Linked DNA regions of Homo sapiens: region 1 is linked to region 2. Evidence: chromatin loops called from intact Hi-C (ENCODE). Cell type or tissue: GM12878. All regions are shown on one strand. Links, peaks and the distances in the headings refer to the core of each region. The heading gives the core; the rest is flanking DNA.

The links. Hi-C counts contacts between places; a loop is a spot of excess contacts. Peaks named below come from ENCODE experiments on the same cell type or tissue, not always from the same donor. Only the 100,000 strongest peaks of a DNase experiment are listed, where the experiment ranks them.
Region 1: it touches region 2 in a loop (6-fold over the local background); 2 of 110 quality-filtered maps call a loop at or near these places.

The regions. Positions count from the first base shown.
Region 1 is chr16:16,024,296-16,027,097 of GRCh38, reverse strand. All of the region lies in intron 5 of ABCC1 (ATP binding cassette subfamily C member 1 (ABCC1 blood group)), which reads right to left. Among named protein-coding and RNA genes, the nearest start is that of ABCC1, 76 kb to the right of the region's middle. In GM12878, for the core only: no CTCF peak of the experiment used is centred there; a DNase peak (open chromatin) is centred at 1,742; H3K27ac peaks cover 1,469 bases.
Region 2 is chr16:15,764,816-15,767,617 of GRCh38, reverse strand. All of the region lies in intron 9 of MYH11 (myosin heavy chain 11), which reads left to right. Among named protein-coding and RNA genes, the nearest start is that of MYH11, 91 kb to the left of the region's middle. RefSeq lists a silencer at 1,412-1,706. In GM12878, for the core only: a CTCF peak has its summit at 1,570 (motif pointing left); a DNase peak (open chromatin) is centred at 1,487.

The DNA of each region.
Region 1 (2,802 bases), core at 260-2,759, 260 kb before region 2:
AGAGACAGCCAGGGGAGGCTTGAAATGCAGCCCATATCCAGCTTAACAAGACCCTCAAATCCTAACCTTCCCTCGGCCCAGTAAAACTAAGTCCCCAGCCACTGGTAGAAAACCTGCCCTGCAAATGCAACAAGGACATTGACAGACAGAACACTGCACAGTTTTTTGTTTTTTGTGTTTTGAGACTGAGTCTCACTCTGTCGCCCAGGCTGGAGTGCAGTGGCCCGATCTCGGCTCACTGCAACCTCCACCTCCCAGGTTCAAGCAATTCTCCTGCCTCAGCCTCCTGAGTAGCTGGGATTATAGGCATCTGCCACCACACCTGGCTAATTTTTGGATTTTTTGATAGAGATGGGGTTTCACCATGTTGGCTAGGCTGGTCTCGAACTCCTGACCTCAACTGATCCGCCTATCTCGGCCTCACAAAGCGCTGGGATTACAGGCATGACCCACCGCGCCCAGCAATTGCCATTTCTAATTTGCACACTCAAAGAGCTTTGTCAAATTCTTCTCCTCAGGCCGCCTCTCTTCTATGGATCTAAACACAGATTTTCAGATTATCTCAAGTGACCGATAGGGAGGCCAACACAGGGTCCCCCCTTCACTGGCAAAAAAAAAAAAAAAAAAAAAAAGGAAATAGCCTTTTTTTTTTTTTTTTTTTTTTTGAGACGGTTTCACTCTCATCGCCCAGGCTGCAGCGCAATGGTGCGTTCTCAGCTCACTGCAGCCTCCGCTTCCCAAATTGAAACAGTTCTCCTGCCTCATCCTGCCACATAGCGGGGATTACATGGTGCACACCACCATGCCTGGCTAATTTTTGCATTTGTAGTACAGACGGGGGTTTTATCATGTTGGCCAGGCTGGTCTCAAACTCCTGACCTCAAGCGATCCACCCACCTCGGCCTCCCAAAGTGCTGGGATTACAGGCATGAGCCACTGCACCCGGCCTGGAAACAGCCTCTATCTGACGTGGAAGGCCTTACTTGACAACAAAGACAACTAACTTCTGAAGTAGGTCAAGGATTGACAATAAAAAAGGAGGAAAAAAAATCATGGGGCACTGGATTGTAATCCAGGGAGCATGTCATTTAACCCAAACCAAGGAGAATCTTTTGACATCACACACTAGGTACAAAAGACAGAGCCACCTCCAGGGGGTTTCCCAGCCTCAGACACTGAAATACAGTAACTCCTGTCCCAGATAGCATGAAAGCAGCTTGTGAACTGGTCCCTCTTTCATTTGAAATGAAAACAATTCAGAGAAGTCCTGGCTGAAGGCAGAGGGAGGAAAAGCCTGATTCATCCAAACAGAGTGATGTGTTCTTTGGCATCCACCATATTGACATCTACGTTTGGTACCAGATGAGCTGGCCAGAAACCCTGTGGTTTGAACCAATTAGGTACGGCAGCCCCAGGCACTGATTCTTGGAGCGCAGGGTAGTTTAAGGACCTTGTCTGGGTCTTTCAGCATGTTGACCTGTTTGTCAGAAACACTCTCAGCTTTTAGTTCTAACGGGTTTTCTGCTGGTTACCTCCGCTCTGCACTGCCAAAGTGCCCCCCACAACCCCTGCACCCAGCAGGAGGCAATGCGTGCAGCAGCAATAATGTTTAGAGCAGTGATCCTCAAACGCAGCTCTGTCACCAGCATCGGTGGCACCTGGGAACTTGTTGGGAACCGCAGATGCTCGGGCCCCACCCAGACCTACTGCATCAGAAACTGTGTGGGTGGGGACCAGCAATCTGTGTTTCAAGCGTGAGAACCCAGTGGGAGGGTTCCTGACACATCACCACTCTGACCCTCAGTGTCTTCATCTGTCAAGTGGGGAGACTGATCATCCTGCCCTACTGTGAGGACTAAATAAATAATACAGTGCACCCAGCTGTTATCCTTATTATTAGACGGAGCCTAAATGTCCAGCAGTAAGAGATTTGCCAGTATAACGTAAACACTGGTGATTTGTTTGCCCTGTTGCTTACCAACTGTGCAAAATGCCTCCCTGCCCAGGACCTCCGTTTCCTCTACTGGAGCACACCCCAGAATCTTTGCCCATGCCCTTTGCCCATCAACTTGTCTGTTTTCTTTGTTTTTTTGTTTCAAGAGATGGGGTCTCACTATGTTGACCAGATTGGTCTCAAGAAATCTTCCCCCCTAAGCCTCCCAAAATGCCAAGACTACAGGTGTGAGCCACGCACCTGGCCCTTTTTCTGGTTTTTGATGCTGTAGTGGGCACAGGGGAATATCCTGGCTCAGCCTCCCTCTCTACCTGCCTGGGTGCCTGCAAAGGCTTTTTAAGTGCCACCGACCTCACCCCCATGTCCAATGTATCCTCTTCCTTTGAGCCTGAGGATCTTCCACAACCTGTCCAACCTGAGTGTGTCATTCCACTGGTGAAAAACCTTTCCTCAGCTCCCACCACAGTAGGGTTAAAATTCCAAGTCCTGGCTGGATGTGGTGGTTCACCCATCCCTGTAATCCTAGCATTTTGGGAGGCCAAGGCAGGGCATCACTTGAGCTCAGGAGTTCAAGACCAGCCTGAGTAACATACAGAAACCCCATCTCTACCAAAAACAGAAAAAGTTACTTGGGCGTGGTGGCACGCAACTATGGTCCCAGCTACTTGCGAGGCTGAGGTGGGAGGATCGCTTGAGCCCCGGAGGTGGAGGGCACGGTGAGCTGAGATGGCACCACCGCACTCCAACCTTGGTGACAGAGTGAAACTCCATCTCAAAACAAACAAACAAACAAAAAATTCCAAGTCCTTATTGTGACACATAATTGCACCCTTGATCTCTGATGCTGA
Region 2 (2,802 bases), core at 267-2,766:
GGGCGCGGTGGTTCACGCCTGTAGTCCCAGCTCTCAGGGAGGCAGAGGCGGGAGGATAGCTTGAGCCCAGGAGTTCGAGACCTGCCTGGGCAATATAGTGAGACCCCGGTATCCACAAAAAGGAAAAAAAAATAAATGTAACCCCCCAAATTAGGCCACATTCACAGGTTCCAGGTGGACATATTTTAGAAAGACCAACATTCAACCTAATATAGGTGGCTTCCACTCTTTATCACCTACTAGGCCAGGCCCTTGCTCAGCATCTTACAAGACCTAAACTTCACGAAGCAGGTACTACTGTTACCATCTCCGTTTTGCAGATAGGGAAACTGAGGCTCATGGGACTTATTGAGACTCATGTAGAGTCTCTATCCTCTATTCATCCATGATTCATCCATCAATCCATCCTCTATCATCCATCTATCCTCTACTCATCCTTCCATCACCCATCCATCCATCACCCATCCGTCCATCCATCTACCCACCCATCCATCCATGAACCCATCCTCTATACATTTATACATTCATCCATCCATTCACCCTCCATCTGCCATCCATCCATCTCCCTCCCTCCCCATGTGTATCTGGACCCGGAACTAGGATTTGGAAATTCAGAGATAATGAGATTTATAAGAAGCAAAGCTGGGATTTGAACTCAGGACTCTCTAACTGCAGAGCGCGTGCTTTGCACCAGCACACCAGGATGCTGCCAGCCGTCACCACCCTTGCTGTGTTGTGTCTCCTCACTGGTTTACTTCTTTGCTGTCTGCTAATTCTGCCCCAAGGTTCATCTCTTATGGCCTGGGAGTGGTGGCATTCTTTTGTCATTTCTGGAATTACATTTAACTATACCAGAAAGTGCAAACCAATGGTTCCTGAGCCCACAGGAGAGATCGGCCACTACAACCTTCAAAATTTTTAGAAATTGGTTCCTAAAGTTTAAATATGGGTAGGCCGGGCACTGTGGCCTATAATCCCAACCCTATGGGAGGCCAAGGCACATGGATCACTTGAAGTCAGGAGTTTGAGACCAGCCTGGCCAACATGGTGAAACTCCGTCTCTACTAAAAATAGAAAAATTAGCCGGGTGTGGTGGCACACGCCTGTAATCCCAGCTACTCTGGAGGCTGAGGCAGGAGAATTCCCCTGAACCTGGGAAGCGCAGAGGTTGCAGTGAGCCGAGATTGCACCAATGCACTCCAACCTGGGTGACAGCAAGACTCAGTCTCACACACACACACACACACACACACACACACACACACACACACACCAAAAAACATGGGTACACTTCACATAAAAACTCTGGGTTTCCATTATCTAGAAAAATCAGAAGTTCCAGCAACACTTGGCTTATATCCCCTGTGGCAATGACGGAGTAGCTGCTGGCCCCTTCAGATGGGTTTGTGGCCTCCTTGGGTCCCCACAGTCCTCATTAGTTGGCTTTGTTCATTTAGACCAGTGGTTCTCTGCCAGAGGTGAGTTTGCCTCCCAGGGGACATTGAGTAGTATCTGGTGACATTTGTGGTTGTCACAACTCTGTCAGGGTAACCACCACTGACATCTAGTGGTTAGAGGCCAGGGATGCTACTAAACTTCCCATGATACCCAGGACAGCTCCCCACAATAGAGAATTATCTGGCCCCCAATTTCTGCAGTGACAAGATTGAGAAACCCTGAGTTGGCCGGCTCGCCTGGGCTGTGCAGGCATTTCAGGAATCTTTAGTTTAAATTGACACTTTTAAAACTGTGAGTGCAACTCTTCATAGTTTACAAAGACTCTTTCATAGATGTTATGGTTAAAAGGAAGTGTGTTTCCAAGCCCTGTCAACAGCAGCTTCATTCATTTTGGGGAGAAGGCTTTCTACCATAGTAAGTGGGAGCAAATGGATGGGTGGTCAGCAGCTGGGTCCTTTTGCTGAGCTGGGCCAGGGACCCCATGGCGTGAGAATAGCTGTTGTGAAGGGCCTTGTAATGTCTGGTTTGGCCTGAGGAACCAGAGAAGTCTGGGATCTCTAGGCTTTGTTCCTGGAACATAGTGACTGATTTGAAGCCAGAACTCTGGGTGATTTGTACCTGAGTTAAGCTAAGCCAAGAATTTGCATTAATCATCATCCATCCATTCATCCATCTACCATCCATCCATCATCTGTCCATCCATCCATTCATCCATCCATCATCCATCCATCAATGCTGTATCCATTCCTCCATCAATTCTCCATCCATCTATCCATCGTCTATCCATCAATCCTCTGTCCATTCCATCTATCCATCTATCCTCTATCCATCCATCCATCATCCGTCTATCCTCTATCCATGAATTATTCATCCATCAATCCATCCTCTATTCATCCATCTATCCTCTACTCATCCGTCCATCATTCACCCATTCATCTACCCACCCATCCATCCATCCGTCCATTCATCCATGAACCCATCCTCTATCCATTTATTCATTCATCCATCCATCCACCTTCCACCTACCATCCATCCATCTCTCTCCCTCCCTCCCATGTGTATCAGGACCTTGGAATAGGCTTTGGAAATTCAAAGATGATTAGGGCAGGCCCTCCACTCTCCAGAAACTCATGGTCTTATGGGGATTTCAGACATAGAAACTATTTTAACAGTAACATGGCCTGAGTATGGAGTCAGAAAGGTTCCAAGTATTCTGGGAACACAGCGTTTTTGTTTGGAGACACCTGGACAACAAGTGGAAACAAATGTATATCTTCTTCATCCCAACATGGGCATCTGTTACACCCAGAAGAGTATGTAAGAAGCACAGGGTTTTTATTTCAA